Regions from separate parts of the Homo sapiens genome. Here region 1 is linked to region 2. Evidence: chromatin contacts called from ENCODE Hi-C data. All regions are on one chromosome and are shown on one strand. Each heading gives the region's core, a stretch centred on a gene start or an enhancer-like site at or near the end of the contact. The rest is flanking DNA. Distances are from core to core; before and after follow the strand shown.

What was found. A loop is a pair of places that touch in the nucleus more often than their neighbours do. Pooled maps may share reads with other maps.
Region 1: a pooled map shows a loop between it and region 2 (2.4-fold over the local background). The contact joins two enhancer-like sites. A Hi-C loop is called at or near these places in 3 of 168 maps with a recorded cell type or tissue (CD4-positive, alpha-beta T cell, CD8-positive, alpha-beta T cell and endothelial cell of umbilical vein) and 9 of 50 pooled maps.

Annotation. Positions count from the first base shown.
Region 1 is chr13:107,200,373-107,205,132 of GRCh38, forward strand. All of the region lies in intron 2 of NALF1 (NALCN channel auxiliary factor 1), which reads right to left. Among named protein-coding and RNA genes, the nearest start is that of SNORD31B, 120 kb to the right of the region's middle. Within about 2 kb of position 2,404, at least 3 of the 41 ENCODE cell types and tissues checked have a DNase peak (open chromatin) inside an H3K27ac peak, as active enhancers do.
Region 2 is chr13:102,901,586-102,906,593 of GRCh38, forward strand. No RefSeq gene overlaps it. Among named protein-coding and RNA genes, the nearest start is that of ERCC5, 58 kb to the left of the region's middle. Within about 2 kb of position 1,254, at least 3 of the 41 ENCODE cell types and tissues checked have a DNase peak (open chromatin) inside an H3K27ac peak, as active enhancers do.

The sequences.
Region 1 (4,760 bases), core at 1,154-3,653, 4.3 Mb after region 2:
GGCGGTGGGAAACAGGTCAAATCAAGCCAGGTTAAGGAGCTTGCAGACTCTCCTAAGGGAATTAGGACTTCGAGCGAGGGGCATGATCTGTGCCAAAAATGGGTTACATGGCAAGCATCTCCCACACGATGAATGCACAGACTCTTTCATCCGTCTCTACTTCTTGGTAGACATTTATTTTACAGTAAAATTCATAAGCTGTGGTAAATGATACAGCAACAAAAATATGCCTTGCAGAACTGCATTTAATAACAGATGGCTAGGAATAACTCAAATGGCCATTAGTCAGGAACTGAGTAAACTGAGTAAATAAACAATAACAAGTCTGTAACCCATGACATCAGTCGCCAGTTGGCTGGAGGAGGTGACTTGATCTTGCCTGTTTTGGGTCTTTTGGATGTTGTGTCATGAGCACCACTTATCAATTCAAACATAAGCATGCACACTTTATTTCAATATTTCGAAAGTATGTAATATCAACTGCTGTAGTCCCGGTGACTTTAGTGCGGCCACAGGACCTGTTCCTACTCATTGGTGGCATCAGACGTAACTCTGAGGTTGAACCTTAAGGACCCTGGAGCTGCGGGGCCAGGGGGACCGAGTGAAAATGAACACTCATCCAGTGAAATTGCCTATTTACCACATCGGCAGACACGCCACTGCAATGAAGAGATGGCGACTGAGAACTATTTTGGCTTTTGTCTCCAGTTCTCAAAAACTGGCCTTTCCATGTGATCCCTTCCAAGGTCTATGATATGTGCATGTACGTTGATATCTATCTATCTATCTATCTATCATCTATCTATCTATCTATCTATCTATCTACCCATCCATAAGTTGATAAGTTGATAGATATCTCTCAATGTATAGGCACATATCATAGGCCTTGGAAGAGATCAGAAGGAAGTTTCTCTAGCTCTTCACAGTTCACAATGAAATGCTACATCTTAAAATTCCCTCTGGGGAGGCCCAGGTGGGCAGATCACGAGGTCAGGAGATCGAGACCAGCCTGGCTAACACGGCGAAATGCCATCTCTACTAAAAATACCAAAAAACCAGCCGGACGTGGTGGCGGGCGCCTGTAGTCCCAGCTACTCGGGAGGCTGAGGCAGGAGAATGGTGTGAACCCGCGAGGGGGAGCTTCCAGTGAGTCGAGATCGTGCCACTGCACTCCAGCCTGGGTGACAGAGCGAAATTCTGTCTCAAAAAAGGAAAAAAAGAAAGAAAAAAAAATGACCTCTATGAGAAGAATTTACTATGCAGCGAGCAACAGGTCCTATCTTGGGACAATTATTTCCCTTGTGATTGAAATTATTTTCATTTCCCTTGCAATGTTTGTTCCCGCGTACTTGAAGGTGGACTTCCTGGGGCTTTCTCAGCCCACTTACACACAAAAAAAGACTAAAACATGGCAAATGTCCCTAAGACAAGCCCAAAAAGACATCTCCCTCACTCCCTCAGGTAATGACATATTCCGTAAAGGAGGAGCTATTAGTGAAGGTTGCCATGAGCCTTACTTTCTGGCAGGAGTGAGTTTCGGTGGCGAGGTCGGCATTTTCAGACTCTCTATGCCTGGGTTCGTCACTCTTTTGACCCCATAAATTGGTTAATAAAGGTACAACATACCATATTTAGGACTGAACCAGTAGTGTCAGATGATAACATAATAACCGGAGAACCATCATCTTAAAATAGCATTCTAGAAGTTTTATTCCTAACTGAACTTTTTATTTTCAAGTTTTCTTCTTGGAGAATTTACACATTTATTCCATCAGTGCTGCTATGCCTAAATTAAATTCACTCTTTCTTTTTTTAATTTGGAATTAACTTTAAAACTAATTTTAAAGTTCTGCTTACAAATTGGTCTTCAGTTTTTAAACCTAAGGTATTTCTTACTTATTACCTACATTATCTGGAAATTTAGCTATTTTGATTGTATCTATATATAAATTGGATATTTGAATGATGTATAAATTATATAAATATATGTTGATATGGTATAGATATTATATATTATATATACAATCTATTATATATTATAAAATAGCTATAACACAAGGATAAGGTGATTTGGATTCATAATAATATTCACACAGACATTTTAGAAACTTTAGCTCTGTTCTTACCCTTTATACTAATTTATTTGTGTGTGTGTGTATTCATCCTAAGAATCTCACTAACCAATCTGACAAAATTAGCCATCTAAGCAAAAAATTTTCCTGAGAACAATGACCTAGACAGTCTTCTTTTCTTTATTTAACCAGAAAAATGTCTATGTTCCAAAGTGCTTGTAACATTCATTTTTAATGTGACGTGTGATGTTGAGAAATCAGGACATGTTTGTTGAACAATGAGATTTGCAATGCAAAGACAGCAGGCTGTGGGCGTGATCACCTTCCGTTAACCTACTGACTGACTTTTTCCAGCTGTACATAGCAAGGAAACAATGGCTTACACATGAATTTCAGGATGGGCTGGCTGGTCGTTTCCTGTTCCACTACAAATGCTGGACTAAGAGCCAGGAAATGTGGAGCTATTCTTGTTTCTGCAATTGCTTGTTTTGAGGGAGTGGTTAATCCTCAAGGCATCAAACTAGATGACTTCAGTAATTTTGGTTTGTCTAAGATTGACTGAATCTATAATTGCACAGGATAATTTCATTGTTCAAATTAGTCCAGTATCCAGAACAGCTACCAAGTGGGCATAAATTCTTACAAAGAATTCGCGAATTCTTCACATCTTCACAAAGATGTCTTACTTGCAGACAAGATAGGTAAATACTCTCATTGAATAAGATTTCACCTGTTCTGGGAAATCTCACTTGGCCATATTCTTCCTAAACTGACATTCCAGAATTCAAATCTTTCCTTTGGCTTCCCGCTTTGACAGCCACTGTGTGGTCAGTAGTTCTAAGTTCACTCAGTCACGTTGAATGCAGGGAAACCTTTGTCACGGGTGTGTGTTATCGCCTCCTGGCTGTAGAGGAGATCACTACATGCTTTGATTCAGCTTCCATCTAAGAAGAGACTCACCAGCTCAGCAGTGCAGGCGCTGGCACTGCCTCTCTGAGGGCAGTGCGCATAGTCTGGCTTGAGCAAAGGGTGACTTTCCTTCCAGAGGGTTCAGAGGGCCTGAAAATATTTGCCAGACACGGTGTCACTTCTGTGCAAGGTCAGCGAGTGACATCTTCCCTCAATGGCATCAAAAAGGACAGCCATCAGGTGCTGTGCTCCATCCCCGTGGTGCCCCCTGACATCGTGATGGGCCCTGACATGGCTCAGGCTGGGCCCTCAGTGGTTCCCTGGGGCAGCTGGCTCAGGACCCACCACTGAAGCACAGACACTTCTCAGGGCTGATTGAACTCCCGTCCCTGCAAGTGCTCCTGGCTTGGTTTTCTCCACTCTCCCTGGTCTGATGCATTTCATTTCTCCTCTTAGACCAGGCAAGGTGTAGCAATGAGAAGCAGAAGGATAACTTGAACTACGTTAGAATTTTCCCCAAAGGCTGTCGAGGTGAGCAAGCTCATGCAGGGCCTGCCCAGTTGTCAGCATGCCTGGAGGCAGAGGGGGGCAGAGGGAGGCAGAGCTCTCCCTGCTCTCCAACAAGTGTCACCCAGGTGAGCTGGAGGCAGAGAGGGGCGCCCACAAGCTCTCCCTGCTCTCCAGGTGAGCTGGAGGCAGAGAGGGGCGCCCACAAGCTCTCCCTGCTCTCCAGGTGAGCTGGAGGCAGAGAGGGGCGCCCACAAGCTCTCCCTGCTCTCCAACGAGCATCACCCAGGTGAGCTGGAGGCAGAGAGGGGCGCCCACAAGCTCTCCCTGCTCTCCAACAAGTGTCACCCAGGTGAGCTGGAGGCAGGTTGTCTTCCTCTCCCCACACAGACAAGCGTAAAACCTCATTCTCCTCTGCAGCTGCGCCTGCCGCTCCGCAAGCACCACCAGGCTGGACTACATGGGGTCCCATCTAGCTCGGGCCTCTGCTGTCAGCAGGCCTGGGCACTGTGTTCTGGCACTGGGCTCAGTACTCTTAGCCACTTGTGGAGGTGAGGCAATGAGACCTTACAGTGGGGGCGATTTTCCAAAATTCATAGCTACTGGCAGAATCCAGACATCCTAATTCCTCCTCTATTCCCTACATACATTCTCTTGCCAAAGGCAAACTTGACCTGCTGGGATCTTTATGAATATAGAATTCAGAAAAAGTAATCTTAAGTAGGAATGATCTGAACTCAAACCTAAAGATATTAACTGAAATAAACCTCAAAAAGTACAATGTTTTAATGGAAGAAGATGTCACGAACATATGAAGTTACTACATTTTACTTGGTTTTATAATCTACTCTCATTTTTTAAATTTTATTCTGGGCATACCATCTCCCTTCCCGTTTCTTTTTTGCCTTAAACTTTGACATATTTATTAAAATATTTTGTATGAGATTAAATGATGCTATAACTACACTGGTCTTTTTATTATTCTGTTTTCAGAGAAAAAAAAACCTGATTTTAAAAAATTAAATGAACATACGCATACGCAGGGGAAAATAAATAAATTGAAACGGCATAAATGTTCAAATTAAAATCTATAGAGGTATTTTTTTTTTCTACTGAAATTTTCCTCTAATGAGAACATCTTTTTTTTTTCTTTTATTATTATACTTTAAGTTTTAGGGTACATGTGCACATTGTGCAGGTTAGTTACATATGTATACATGTGCCACGCTGGTGGAGCTGCACCCACTAACTCGTCATCTAGCATTAGGTATA
Region 2 (5,008 bases), core at 4-2,503:
GGCTTAAAGGGAATTATAAGAATGCAACTATTAATTAATGCATAATAAATAGTTGAATAAAGAATAAGTAATGCAACTACCTTTTACTTTCCTTGAATTTTAGTTTTTCTTCTTTTGGAAGCCTCTAATGGTTGTCATTCATTCATTTATTTATTCAGTATTTACTGAAAACCCACAATGTGCCAAGCAGGGGCTGCAGACACAATAGTGAATAGACAGACAGAGCCAGTCCTCACGGAGGCCATGAGCCCAGTGCAGATGGGCAGAGGCAGAACTGGGGATGGCCTGGTAGGGGGAATACATGAAAACCAATCAGTGCTAGGTGTCCTGGCAGGGGGAGCTTAACCCACAACCAGGGCACAGTGAGGGCTTCTGAGGGAAGGTTTAGCTGGGTGAAGGAGATGGAGGTGAGGGCAGAGAGGAGAGACGGGACATGTCCTAGGCAGAAGGAAGTGTGTGTGCTAAGCTTTGGGGGCAAATAGGAGTGACTTGTTCTGATGACTCGCTGGAAAGACTGTAGCTTCTACGAACCTTTGCTGAAGTAATAACCATTATTAGTGGAATAGTCACTGCTTTCAGGACTGTTTTTAGAGATTTCCAGTATAGCATCTCACTGAATCATCCTGACAACCCTAGCGGCATTAACCCAATTTATATATGAAGATGTGGCTCCACAGAAATAAGCCTCCTCCCAGGTTACACATGGGTGGCAGTTGTTGGGATGGGAACCTCTGTCTCTACGGCACCAAAGCTTGTGCTGTTTACAGAGTATGGCCTTGTGTAAGTTTTCCACTCTGAGCCCTGCAAGGAAATCTCGAATTTTAATTTTATTCTAGCTAATTTGGAGCTATCCAGTTTCGTAAACCTTGTCTTCGTTTGCCACCTGAGCACAAATTAGCTTAAGTGGGCTACTCTTGAGATGAGCCTGCAGAAATGTACTCCTGTTCATAATATGTCTCCAAGAGTAGAATTTTATGAATCCACATACATACCCAGCAAAGACTTCACTAAGTTTTTCTTTGCAAGGAATATTGAGCACGTATTAGAGCGATTAATTTAAAGGTGTATGTTGATCTTAAAACACTAATGTGGGAAGCGAAAGACCGTATTATATAAAGGAGATGCTGAGGTGGAAGCAAATGCTGTTCTTTTGCTTGGGCAACGGCTCAGGAAGAATGAAATGAATGAAATGCGGGCTGCCCTCTGGTGACTTTTCAGCAGAGAAGGCCAAGGGGGTGGGGATGAACTTTAAAACCTCATCTGATCTGTTTGTGGCCATATTCTGTGAACGGTGCTGATGTTTATAGGTCTGTTACTAGGCGGGAACTCTCCCTGAATCAGCAGAGTTAAGCCATGGGGTGATGTGAGAACACCAGTTCTTGGAAACCACCTTTCAGCAATCTTTCAACGGGAGGGCCCGCATGGACTCAGGCAGCACAGCCTTCCAATGCCAAAGACCAGGCCGTAGGGACCTAGTGGGAGAATGGAAGGACACCGATATCTTTGGCAGCAAAGTGCTTGTCTAAGTGGAAATGGCCTTTGGTGCCTGTTAGCCTGAGGTTGGCCAGGCACCTCTGTCCCTGGAGGGCGATATTGCAGAGTAAGCTGCAAGCCCTGGCTGGAGGACTCCGACAGGTGACAGGATGTAAGCTGATGCAGGAGCAGGGTGGTAGGTGAGGGGTGGTGGTGGGGGGTGGCTCGGAGAGCTGCCACGATGTCAGAGTCTGTCCTGTGAGCACGAGGTGCAGAGGACGGTGCTGACTGCCACAGGAGAGCAGAGGCAAGGCAGCCACTGAATGTTCCAGAATGGAGAGGAGGGAAAACGTTGTGTTTAAAACTTCTTGTGGGAAATGGCTACCCGGCACAGGCACAACTTCAAAAGCAGGATGGTAGAAATGGAAACCCGAGGGAGAGACTCCAAGGTTATTGAGGAAAAGAATCACAAGATGTTTTTCTCTGATCGTCTCTTTATTGTCCTCGTTCCTGGTTGAATTTTGAGCTGACCAGCAGAGCCTGAAGTCTGCCGATTGTCGTCTCTACGAAGCAGATGACTGAATACGGAGTTTGATAAATGCAAGAAGTCAAAGCCAACATCTGAAGAAATTTCAGCTGGGATGCTGATGCAATCTCTCTTAGACGAAATGCTTGCTTTGCTTCTATTTCATGCTCCTACCAAGCAGGTGAAATTCTAAGGATTTAGATACCATTACCCTAGAGATCCCAGAATAAAATTCGAGTATGAAATTACAGATGATCGCCACTGGGAGGCCCCAGTGATCTGCAAAATGAACTTTTCCTTCTGGATAAATAAGTGAAAATAAAAGAAATGATTTAAGCAAGTGAATTGAATTATAAAAGATGATATGCAAATGCATCAAAAGCGGCAAGGGGTAAATACACAACAATGTAATGTGATAAACGTGTGGTGTTGTCTTCTTTAATTAGACATTGTTTAAATTCCGCCCCTTGCCTGCGCACTATGCACACGTTATAAAATACATTCTCCAAGTAGAGGAGAAATGGGGGCTGGTTTCTAGTTCTTTGAACGCCGTACAGGTGTTCGTTGGTGTGTGGTGAGGCGGAAGGGGTGACGAGGGAGGAGAGGGAAGAGGATGCCAGTGTAAGGGAATGAAGACAGGGAGCAAGCAGAGAGGACACTGGGGTGGGAAGAGAGGTTTTGCTTCTTACAGCCTAAGAGGAAATGTCTGATCGGACTTGTCAGATTTCCATTTCTTGTAATCTAGTGGTTCTCAAACCTGAGGGTGCATCTGAATCACCTGGAGGTTTTGTCAAAACACAGGTTGCTGAACCCCAACTCCAGAGTTTCTGATTCAGTGATTTGGAATGCGGCCCAAAGATTTGTGTTTCTAAGTTCCTGGTGATGCTGATGCTCCTGGTCTGGGAACCAGACTTTGAGACACACTGTGTGGCTGTACACTACGTCTCCATCTTCAGAGATCATCATTTGAGACTGGGGCACGTTGGTACGAAAGGGAGATGCTTCCACCTACCTGCTCCACTGTGTCCTCCACTCATTTCATCTGCTGTGTCTGATGATTCACATCTCTAAAATGCACCTCTTTCTGGAAAGAACACCTCCCCAAGAGGCCTTCTATGAACCACCTGGGCAAATTCCTCTAGGCTCCATCCTTCCCAAGTTCTTGCAAGATTGCATGATACAGGCTACCATTTTTGCATGCACTTAATATTCTTTATGTGCCACGTATGCCCATTTGAGTCTAACACTTTAAGCATAGTTATAGTCTATGAAGTGAAGACGAAGTGAGAAAAATTGTGCAGAGCTTATTTGACAGCCAGAGACTAAGGGGATATTTCTTAAAATTATAGTTTGGGGACTTTGAATATGAGACGTGTGTCAGCTATTAAAGAACAGAGAGTGACAGTGTTTAATTTTATTGCTACAGTGTGTAATAGCTCCAAATTCAGACAGGCTCTTAATTAAAAATGTGCTCCTAGTACCAGAGATTGGATTCCCAACCTTTATATGGTCTTCAGAGGTATGATTCTGATATACACGAACAGTGACAATGTTGAGTGTGGGATTTATGGGGTACAGAGGAGTTTGTAAGGGATGGGGGAGCATGGTGGGGGAAGCTCAGTCAGAGTTTTTGATTTCATCATTGTAGGGGTGTACCTGGGCATGCACCTTGTTTTCACCCACCTTCACCACTTGCCGGATAAGCTAGAAGATGATTGGCATTGGTGAGATTTTTTTTTTTTTTTTTTTTTGAGATGGGGTCTCACTCCTACAGCCTTGACCTCCCAGGTCAAGTGATCCTTCCACTTCAGTCACCCCAGTAGTTGGGACTACAGGTGCGTGCCACTACACCTGGCTATTTTTTTGTATTTTTTTTGTAGAGATGGACTTTCACTATGTTGCCCAGGCTGGTCTCGAACTCCTGGGTTCAGGCAATCCACCCACCTTGGCCTCCCAAAGTGCTGGGATTACAGACATGGTCCACTATACCCAGCCTTGCTCGGTGAGTTTTTCTTTTCTTTTTTTTTTTTTTTTTTGGTCACAAGTGAAATATTCTGGCAGCAGTGGGGTATAGTATTTTTTCTCTTCAAATTTGGGATGAATTCAGGGCATATTCTTCCATGAAACTGGCATCATAATACCTCCAACTAGATAATCTCCATTAAGTAATTTAAAAAACTGAAATTCATTATTATCATTGTAAAAAAAATTTTAAAATAAATTAAGAATTTTGACAGTGAAAGTGAAGGGAGGTGTTCATTCACTCTTTCCTACTATGAAGGGATGGTCATCACAGTGAAATATACCAGCCTGAAGCAGTGGTTCCCAACCTTGGCTCCCGAGTGGACCCTTGTGGGAAGCTTTATGGAAATTCTGTTTCTCTGGTTCTGCCTTAATCCGTTGAATTTAGAACCATCAGGAGTGGGGATGGGTGTATTTTGGTGCAGAAATCTGTGTTTTTAAAATGCTCTCCACAGGATTTTGTTGGCCATTTTTTTGGGAAATATTGGTGAGGTGAATTTGGCTAAATGCCAAGACTTTCTCTCTTTGGCTCTTCCTGTACTCTTCATGGCTTGTGATTTACTGAACCACTTATGAATTCAAGTTTTCTCATTGCACATAATTGCTAAGTAGAGAATTTTCCACATGAAAGACTCCAACTGTATTGAAACCAACCTCAGCTATGTCCTAGGAAACATTTCCCCTAGAGCTCAGTCAATACAGAGTAATTGCTTTTGGAGGAAAGAAAACATACTACCTCACCTCAGCACTAGAATATTAATTGATCTAATCAATAGAAATTGGAATATTCCAATGTTAAACACAAACTACATCCTTTGCCCAATGAACCACAACACCGCCATTTTCCAAGAATCCGAATAGTTCAGCCTCACAGAAAAGGGCTCTGCTTTTCACCAAGCAGTGTTCAGGGGTTCTCTAGAAAGGAAGTCTTAGCAGGGAGTGACAGTGTCTCAAGCTAAAGTGAAAAGCTGAGAGTGACTGCATAGA